Regions from separate parts of the Homo sapiens genome. Here region 2 is linked to region 1. The links are chromatin contacts, found by Hi-C or POLR2A ChIA-PET in ENCODE. All regions are on one chromosome and are shown on one strand. Each heading gives the region's core, a stretch centred on a gene start or an enhancer-like site at or near the end of the contact. The rest is flanking DNA. Distances are from core to core; before and after follow the strand shown. Region 1 holds the start of TRPM7 (transient receptor potential cation channel subfamily M member 7). Region 2 has its middle 33 kb from the start of SPPL2A.

Evidence for each region. Hi-C counts contacts between places; a loop is a spot of excess contacts on that map. ChIA-PET counts read pairs that join two places held with the same protein, here RNA polymerase II (POLR2A). Pooled maps may share reads with other maps.
Region 2: a loop to region 1 is called in a pooled map, with 2.2 times the contacts of the local background. The contact joins the enhancer-like site here to the promoter of TRPM7 in region 1. A Hi-C loop is called at or near these places in 1 of 168 maps with a recorded cell type or tissue (heart right ventricle), 1 of 37 single-sample maps with no recorded cell type and 3 of 50 pooled maps. POLR2A ChIA-PET finds 5 or more read pairs at or near these places in 5 of 52 experiments (CD8-positive, alpha-beta T cell, H1, OCI-LY7 and 2 more).

What each region holds. Positions count from the first base shown.
Region 1 is chr15:50,684,521-50,689,379 of GRCh38, reverse strand. TRPM7 (transient receptor potential cation channel subfamily M member 7) reads left to right here and starts at 2,583. Exons shown (of 39, transcript NM_017672.6): 1 at 2,583-2,849. The coding sequence starts at 2,847. LOC128092252 reads left to right here and starts at 2,663. Exons shown (of 4, transcript NM_001414947.1): 1 at 2,663-2,849. The coding sequence starts at 2,663. It also overlaps the pseudogene RN7SL354P. RefSeq lists enhancers at 2,192-2,371, 2,682-3,101, 2,631-3,495 and a silencer at 2,462-2,631.
Region 2 is chr15:50,795,848-50,800,706 of GRCh38, reverse strand. It overlaps the pseudogene RPL32P30. Among named protein-coding and RNA genes, the nearest start is that of SPPL2A, 33 kb to the right of the region's middle. Within about 2 kb of position 1,851, at least 5 of the 41 ENCODE cell types and tissues checked have a DNase peak (open chromatin) inside an H3K27ac peak, as active enhancers do.

The DNA.
Region 1 (4,859 bases), core at 1,334-3,833:
CTGCTGCCTCAGCCTCCCGAGTAGCTGGGACTACAGGCGCCCGCCACTGCGCCCGGCTAATTTTTTGTATTTTTAGTAGAGACGGGGTTTCACAGTATTAGCCAGGATGGTCTCGATCTCCTGACCTTGTGATCTGCCCGCCTCGGCCTCCCAAAGTGCTGGGATTACTGGCGTGATATTTTTTTAAGAGACGTGGTCTTGCTACGTAGTCCAGGCTTGAGTGCGGTGGCTATACACAGGCACTATCCAACTACTGATCAGCAGGAATTCTGACCTGCTCAATTTCTGTCCTGGGTTGATTCACCCCTCCTTAGGCAATCTGGTGGTCCCTTGCTCCCAGGAAGTCACTACGTTGATGCTGAACTTAGCACAGCCACCCAATCCGCATAGCACACTACAGCCCAGAACTGGGCTCACATGAGCCTTCTGCCTCAACCTCTGGAGTAGCTGGGAATACAGACATGGGCCACTGTGCCTGACTCAATACATATTTTTTGAATGAATAAATTCATTCTCCAGAATTGATTGCTGATTGAAAGTCAGCATCTGTGAATTTCAAGGCTGGTTGATCACTTGAAAATTAAGGAATTTATTTTGATTAGTTCAATTAAGGATAAATCCTGTTCCCCATTTCTTTTCTTTTTCTTTTTTTTTTTTTTTTTTTGAGACGAAGTCCTGCTCTTGTCCCCCAGGCTGGAGTGAGATGGCGCGATCTCGGCTCACTGCAACCTCTGCCTCCTGGGTTCAAGCGATTCTTCTGCCTCGGCCCCCCGAGTAGCTGTGATTACAGGCGCCTGCCACCATGCCCAGCTAATTTTTGTATTTTTAGTAGAGACGGGGTTTCACCGTGTTGGCCAGGCTGGTCTAGAACTCCTGACCTCAGGTGATCCACCCGCCTCGGCCTCCCAAAGTGCTGGGATTACAAGCATGAGCCACCGCGCCCACCCAATCCTGTTCCCCATTTCTAACTCTAAATTTTCCAATTTACCAAAGAGTTCTGGCAAGTGCCAAGGAGCTCATCTTGTTTCATTTCTACACCATCCAACTAAGGAGCGAAGCATTCGTGAGTACAAAAAGACCAGAGTTACAAAGTTCTAACGAAACAAAGCACTCTAATCTCATTTTATTTTGATTTTCCAGTTTGTCTGCCTCTACCTTCTAGATTATAAACTCCCTACAGGCAGGAAATGTGTAGGCCCAACTGAAATCCAGAAGATAAACATTTATTGACTGCATGCATAAATTAGTCAAGATGCCTTCCCCAAGGCTGACAATTTAGTGTGACACATATATTAAAACATTTTTAAGTCTTGGTTCTGCTGGACCTGCCAGATGGGGAAGAAATACACAATACCTGAAGATTGTTCACAAGCTGGGGGAACCAGTGGGTGGATTAGTTTTTTTTCTGAGAGAAGATCCTACTTCAGTGAATTGTGGGTCATAATGTTTGAGAGGCAATAATTATGCTGAATGAAAGAAGTTAGACGGAAAAAAAAGGTGCGTGCTGTATGATTCCCGTATATAAAACTTTAGCATGTGCAAACTTATCTGTACTGAAAGTAGATCTGTAGTTGATAAGGGACGTGATGGAGAGGGACGAGATGAAGGGATTATGAAGGGGGGGGAGGAAACTTAGAGGTGAATACGTTCATTTGATTATGGTGATTTCATGGGTGCACAGGTATGTCAAAACTTATCAAATTGGACATTTAAATACGTGCAGTTTGTCATGTCAATTATTTTAAAATAAAGTCGTTTTTAAAAAAGAGATAAGACAGTCAGATCCCTGAGGGTCAGATTGAGGAACTCTCGAAGACTTCAGGAGCAGAAAGATGTTAAAGCAGTTTTAAGAAAATTAAACTGATTGTGGTCTTCCCAGTAGATAAGGAATAACATTTAGTAAACCATTGCTAATAGCCAAACCTTGGCATGTGTGACAGCAAAATAAATGGAAAGGTGGATAGGTACATATTACATCAAGGGAACAACCCAGTTTTTGGTGCAGAAGGTGTGGTGTATGCGTGTATGTGGGTGAGTATCTCTGGAGGGAAAAAGACAGTCCCATAGTTAAACAAAGAAGAATATTTACCGGCAGCAACAGGAGAGGCTAGAGAAAGAACATGATTGGGGTAAAAAGATGATTCTGCATTTTGGACGAGGAGAGAGTAACATTTAAAGCCTCTACTCGCTCTGAAGCACACAGAGTGTGTTGCGACACTCGAGTTTGCTGGAGCGAGTCGGCACAGGCCAGGCCTAGTTAGCGGAATGAGCCCACACAGCAACTCCAGACTGGATCCGCAAGCCTTGAACCTTAACCCTCAACCTCCGATTCCCCAAGTTCCACTCTCGTAGCTGAGGCTGAAGTTTGTCTAAGTCCCGCCTAGGTACCCAACGGAGATACGGCGTGAACACCCCACCACTTTCTGGGAACCCAGAGGCGGTCGGCGTGGCGGCGCGAACCTGCCCAGCGCGTGCGCGCGGCGCGCAGGGAGGCGGCCTGGAATCGAGGGAGCGCGCGCCCTTCACGTGACCCGACCCGCGGGCGGCGACGCACGCGCCGCGCCGCGCCGCTCACGTGGTCCGTCCCCAGCCCCGTCGCCGGCGGAGGCGGGCGCGGGCGCGTCCCTGTGGCCAGTCACCCGGAGGAGTTGGTCGCACAATTATGAAAGACTCGGCTTCTGCTGCTAGCGCCGGAGCTGAGTTAGTTCTGAGAAGGTTTCCCTGGGCGTTCCTTGTCCGGCGGCCTCTGCTGCCGCCTCCGGAGACGCTTCCCGATAGATGGCTACAGGCCGCGGAGGAGGAGGAGGTGGAGTTGCTGCCCTTCCGGAGTCCGCCCCGTGAGGAGAATGGTACTGGACCCACGCAGGCCCGGGCGGGGAATGGTTCTGGGGTTGCGGGCGGTAAAGGAGAGACTTGGCAGGCAAGTGTGTGGGGAGCCGCGTTCCATGCGGCGAAGGACCCTCGAATTGCCTTGAGGCTTCCGGATTTGTCCTCTCGGGACGGGTGTGCAGTTCGTTCTGGGGTGAGGGGCGGGAGCAGGTAGCAAGTTAGAGGCGACACCTCTTCGCGGGAATCCCCTGAGCCGAGACTCGGCTCCCAGCGAGGGCCTCTCCAGGCGGCAGAGGCGCGAGCCCGGGACTACCTGGCTGGGCTCAGCTGAGCGGCCTCAGCGCGCCCGACGCAGGGCTCAGCCTACAAGCTCCGCATCTCCTGGGAGCACGGTCCTCCTGGCGCCAGTTGCTGGCAGATAAGGGAACCAAATGCTCTGCTCAAGTTTTACATGGAAAAAAGGGAGGGAGGGCTAGAAGGGTGCAAAAAGGGGGTAGAGGACACGGGTTTGGAGCAGTGCCTTGTTTGCTGTGCAGCGGATACTCTACAGGTACATTTCCTTTTTGGAACCAAAAGGGAGGGATTTGACAATATTGATGGTAGATCTTTTTTCTTTAGCAAGAATTAAGGATTTTGGTGGGTGGGGGGAGGCTTCTGTGGGGACCAAGACAATGTACTGTCAGTCAGGATTTAAGTCGAACTACCGCATCCCTTGCCCCAGAGAACAGTTGATCGTGTTTTAAACCGAAAGGTGCGGAATGGAGAGAGGGAGGCGGTGCATTGCAGCTTCCGATAGAGCTTTTTATTTTTGGATATCAGGAACCAATTTTGAAGATTTCTTAAGAAAGTCATTTACATCAGGGACATGAAGAGCAAAGTAGGTATTTTTGGTCAGTACTTGAATTTGATAGGCTTTATGCAAACAACTCTCCCTCTGCTGGAGTCTGGCAAGTTTGCTTTTCACTGGACGCTAATTCAAGTGCCATACAAAACTAAAATAAGAGTTTTACTTATAACACAAATGTAGTAATACTTTGAATAAATAATGTGTCTTTCACTATTTTCCACCTTATTCTTTTTTGTTTGTTTGTTTTGAGACAGGGTCTCACTCTGTCGCCCAGGCTGGAGTGAAGTGGCGCGATCTCCGCTCACTGCAACATCCGCCTCCGGGATTCAGGCGATTCTCCTGCCTCAGGCTCCCGAGTAGCTGGGACTGTAGCCACCATGCCCGGCTAATTTTTGCATTTTTAGTAGAGACGGGGTTTCACCATGTTTGGCAGGCTCGTCTCTTAATTCCTGACCTCAGGTGATCCGCCCGCCTCAGCCCCCCAAAGTCCTGGGATTACAGGCGTGAGCCACCGCGCCAGGCCAACATGGGAGATTTCAAACTTGCAAAGATACATTGTAGAATGAACTACCATATACCCATTGGCCAGTTTCAACAGCTTCAACCATGTGAATTTTATTTCTTCTATCATTCCTCAATGGGATAATTTTAAAGCAAATCCCAGACAAATGTCATTTATGGATACTTTATTGTGTTTATGTCTAAAAAGACAAGGACTTTTTAACATAACCACAATATTATTATCATGCCTAAAAATTAATAATTGCTTAGTATCATTAAATATTCAGCATATTTCCCTGATTGTCTCATGTTTTAGTCAGTTGATTTGTTAGAATCAGGTTACAAAGAATTCTGCACATAGCATTTGGTCGGTAACTCTTTCAGTCTCTAGTACCTTCTCTCTTGGGGTGTGGGGGTGTCTTTTACCATTTATTTGTTGAAAGAAACCCATCATTTGCCTTGTAGAATTTCCATCAGTTTGGATTTTGTTGAATGCATCCCTGTAGTGTCATGTAACATGTTTCTTTCTCCTCTGTATTTTTTTTTCTTTTTTCTTTTTGTTTGAGACCGAGTCTCGCTCTGTTGCCCAGGCTGAGTGCAGTGTAGCGATCTCGGCTGACTGCAGCCTCCGCCTCCTGGGTTCAAGTGATTCTCCTGCCTCAGCCTCCCGAGTAGCTGGGAC
Region 2 (4,859 bases), core at 602-3,101, 110 kb before region 1:
AGAGGAAAGTTATAGAAAGAGTGAGTCCATCTAAAAGGCATCTTCTTTCTTGACATTCTAAAGGCTGAGGAGTACTGTTTTAGAGACTTCTGGCTGGGTGCGGTGGGTGGCTCATGCCTGTAATCCCAGCACTTTGGGAGGCCAAGGTGGGCGGATCACCTGGGGTCCAGAGTTCGAGACCAGCCTGACCAACATGGAGAAACCCCGTCTCTACTAAAAATACAAAACTTGCCGGGCATGGTGGCTCATGCCTGTAATCTCAGCTACTCAGGAGGCTGAGGCAGGAGAATCACTTGAACCCGGGAGGCAGAGGTTGCGGTGAGCTGAGATCACACCACTGCACTCCAGCCTGGGCAACAAGAGTGAAACTCCATCTAAAAAAAAAAAAAAGGGAGAGAATTCTATAAGTCCCTATGAACCTCTTTGTGTTTCTCAGCTCCCTGCCATCTGCAGAGAATGCATTCATTCTCTGAAGACTAAAAACCATATGATCTCCATCCTGTTGTTGAACTGTGATCACAATTGCAGCTAGGATTTTATTAGTCTGAGTTTGACCACCTTCTGAGTTTAACTAGCTTAGTAGTTTCACTACAGTGCAATTCTACTAGTAGTACCAAGCTAAGTAAGCTGTATTCTCAGTACTCATCATCCTGCCTGGCGTGTAATATTATTCAGTGAAATAAGTAGTCTCTCCCTCCAGAGACAGCTTATGTCAAGAACTGTAAGGGATCTGAGATTGTACCCTACTTACAAGTTAACATGTTAGCCTGTCATAGTTTCATGGATGTTGATAGAAGACATGAGACTCCTGGATCAAAGATAAAAATAGTTTATTACCCACAGCAATAGCAGTATCTACAGTGTCTGAATTTTTTGAGCCAGCTCCCCGAGTCCCACTCCCCACAAGATAATGTAAATAGGGCCAGTTAACACCTGTACAAGGAACTCTGAGCTTCGGGAATCTGAATCTTTTTTTTTCCCCAGAGTTTTTATGGTTTTATTTAACACAACTAAAACTTACACATGAGGTGTGAGAAAGAACAAAATTTCAACAAATTGAGTTTCAAAGATCTTTTTTGTTTTGTTTTGCTTTTGTTTTTCATTTTTTGTTTTTTGAGACAGATTCTCACTCTGTCGCCCAGGCTGGAGTGTAGTGGTGATCTTTGCTCACTGCAACCTCTGCCTCCCAGGTTCAAGCCATTCTCCTGCCTCAGCCTCTGGAGTAGCTGGGATCACAGGCACCTGCTACCTTGCCTGGCTGATTTTTGTATTTTTAGTAGAGTTGGGGTTTCACCATGTTGGTCAAGCTGGTCTCAAACTCCTAACCTCAGGTGATCTGCTCAACTTGGCCTCCCAAAGTGCAGGGATTACAGGTTTGCGCCACCATCCCTGGCCAAGTTTCAAAGATCTGATTGGCTTTTATTGGCAATTCATAAACCAGGCAGCATCCAGTCTACAAAATAGAAAGGAGCTCTGATGAGCTAAAGAGAGTGGGTGAGTTTAACAGACAAAAAAAAGTGGAGAAAAACAGAAACAAGAAACAAATAGCAGATTTGTCATTTCGAGGTTATCTTCCTTATAGGGACATAGGCAAAATCTTGTTGGCTTAATGGGATTTGGCTATAATTTGTCTTCTGATTTCTCAGAAGATCATATCTTACAGGTATACAACTTAGGTTTCAGTTTGCTGAACTTCAGCATGAATGACTCTATTTGAGGCCTGCTGTCTTAACAGCTTTTGACAGCTGTCTATTAATTTTCTTTGCTGTGCAACTTGGCCTTGGGATTGGTGACTCATGGCCAGCCGGGCTTCTCTTTCCTCTATGACTTTTCAGTTCTTAGACATTGTGAGCGATCCCAACACAGTAAGATTTATTGCACTGCAGCAGCACTTACAGCTCCTTGACACTGTAGACCAGAAACCCAGAAGCCACCGAGCAGCATGTGCTTTGTCTTCTTCTTGTTCCCATAATCAATGTTGGGAATCAAGATCTGGCATTTGAACTTTCTCCACACTCTGTTGTCAATGCCTCTGGGTTAGAGTCAACCTGCAAACAGTCCTTGTTTTCTGGGTACCCTGTCAATCTATCCTTTCCTGCCCCTGTGGATTTTTAGGTTTCAATGAGAAATAACCAGAGTAAAAAAACACACACACAGACACAAACTATAAATCTATTTTCGTTGCAAATGAACAAAACAATTCAAATATTCAGAAACTCGCTGGATATCATATTGGAAATATGTATTTCTAACCAAAGGTTACATTTGATCATGTTTAGTCTGAATGTTCACCATGAATTCATTAGTTGTGTGGCTGGGTCATTTGGAATTATACAACTCAATCTTTCAAGTAAAAAAATCCTATTCACCACTACTGAATTGAACTTCACATTGTAAATATTTGGCCTAATGGGATAATTATGTTATTAAAAAGAAAATAAAATTGTTTCATCTTTAAGCAATTGGCACAGTGTATTCTTGGTACATTTTTTTTTTTTTCTCTACTTGGTGGCAGTATAAACTGGAAGTACAGGTTAAGCCACCTTTCTGACACTTGGAAAGTTGAAGACAGGAGGCAGAAAGGCCTGTCACAGCTGATTTCATGTTATGACTTGTTAATAGGCCCAGCCAAACTACCCTTGCAGTAGTTCAGGGAATTAAAAAAGGCATCCCCAGGGCTATGCAGCAAGAATATTTCTTGCACGACAGGATTGGAAAAATAAAGAGGGTTTCTTTGAAAATTGTGCTTGATGGCCCAGATTGAAATATATGCCAAAGGATAAAAAATTCTTGGCCGGGCATGATGGCTCACGCCTGTAATCCCAGCACTTTGAGAAGCTAAGGCAGGTGGATCACCTGAGGTCAGGAGTTTGAGACCAGCCTGACCAACATGGAGAAACCGCATCTCTACTAAAAATAGAAAATTAGCCGGGCATGGTGGTGCATGCCTGTAATCCCAGCTACTTGGGAGGCTGAGGCAGGAGAATCGCTTGAACCTGGGAGGCGGAGGTTGTGGTGAGCCGAGATCGTGCCATTGCACTCCAGCCTGCGCAACAAGAGCGAAACTCCATCTCAAAAAAAGGAAAAAATAAAGTATTTTTTAGTAGAGACAGGGTTTCTCTGTGGCGGCCAGGCTGGTTGCTGGTCTTGAACTCCTGAGCTCAGGTGATCCACCCATCTCAGCCTCCTAAAGTGCTGGGATTACAGGCATGAGGCACCACACCCGGCCAAAAAATTCTTTTCATTCAAAGTCTTATCAATTATCTTATTGTTTGCACTCATCTTTTCTATAAGTAAACCTGGAAAAAGCTATGAACTCTGAAATCCATCAGCCTGGGTTCAAATCCCAACTCAATGTCTTGGCCAGATGATTATTATTATTATTATTTTTTCCTGAGACGGAGTCTTGCTCTCTCACCCAGGCTGGAGTGGGGTGGCATGATCTCGGCTCACTGCAAAGTCTGCCTCCCGGGTTCAAGCAATTCTTCTGCCTCAGCCTCCCAAGTACCTGGGACTACAGGCCCACAACGATGCCCAGCTAATTGTTGTATTTTTAGTAGAGATGGGGTTTCGCCATGTTGGCCAGGCTGGTCTTGAACTCCTGACCTCATGATCCACCTGCCTTGGCCTCCCAAAGTGCTGTGATTACAGGCATAAGCGACCATATGTGGCTTAACTTTCAAAGATTCATTTTCCTTACCTGTAAAACAGGAATATAATGGCACCTAAAGGATTTTTTATATGGATTAAATGAGAATATAGAGCTCTAAGCACAGTGACTGATCAATGGTAAGCAGCAAAGAACTGTTTTGTTGTCTCGTAATTGTTAAAATAAAATTAAAAAGCAAACTTTTATACAAGTTTGTAATGAAGACCACACTAAAAACTCCTGAAGACTTAATCACAAGATGAGTAAGAGAAGATTTTAATGGCAAATAATCCATTTATTAATCCTTCTATCCTCTTCCTAATCTCTTCACCCTTCTGACACTAAAAGTTATACACATAGTCTTGGAATATGGAATGTTTCATCAAAATATACTACGTTGCCATATTATTAAGGAATTATAATCCTGTTACTGCTTGTATTTTTTCCAACTGGTTACATGAAAAAGATAGCCTATTAAGAGATTTATAAACATGAAAATTTAAAAATGATTTTTCTTTTCATTTTAAAACTGATTTATCACACAGTCATATAAGAAAAACTTTCAGTGAAATTACATAAAATGTGGTAGCTCACACCTGTAATCCCAGCACTTTGGGAGGCCAAGGCAGGTGGATCACCTGAGGTCAGGAGTTTGAGACCAGCCTGGCCAACATGGTAAAAGCCTGCCTCTACTAAAAATGCAAAAATTAGCTAGGTGTGGTAGCAGACGCTGTAATTCTAGCTACTTGGGAGGCTGAGGCAGGAGAATCGGTTGAAACCAGAAGGTGGAGGTTGCAGTGAGCCGAGATCACACCACTGCACTCCAGCCTGGGCAACAAGAGCGAAACTCCATCTCACAAAAAAAAAAAAAAAAAGAGGAAAAAAGGCCAGGTATTGTGGCTCATGCTTGTAATCCCAGCACTTTGGGAGGCCAACGCAGGAGGATTGCTTGAGGCCAGGAGTTTGAGACCAACCTGGGCAACATAGGGAGACTCTGTCTCTACAAAAAAGCAAAACAAAAGGTAAAAATACAAAAGTGTTTTTCCCACACTCACAATACTTAACACAATACTTCTGACACCAGGTCTGTGTGGGGAAAAAACCCCACAAGTAATTCTGCAGTAGACACTAGCCAGGTGTCCTCCAATTCAATTAAATCCTGACACTATTTACCTAGAAATAGTGTCAGATCGCACGGATTCAAGGCTAA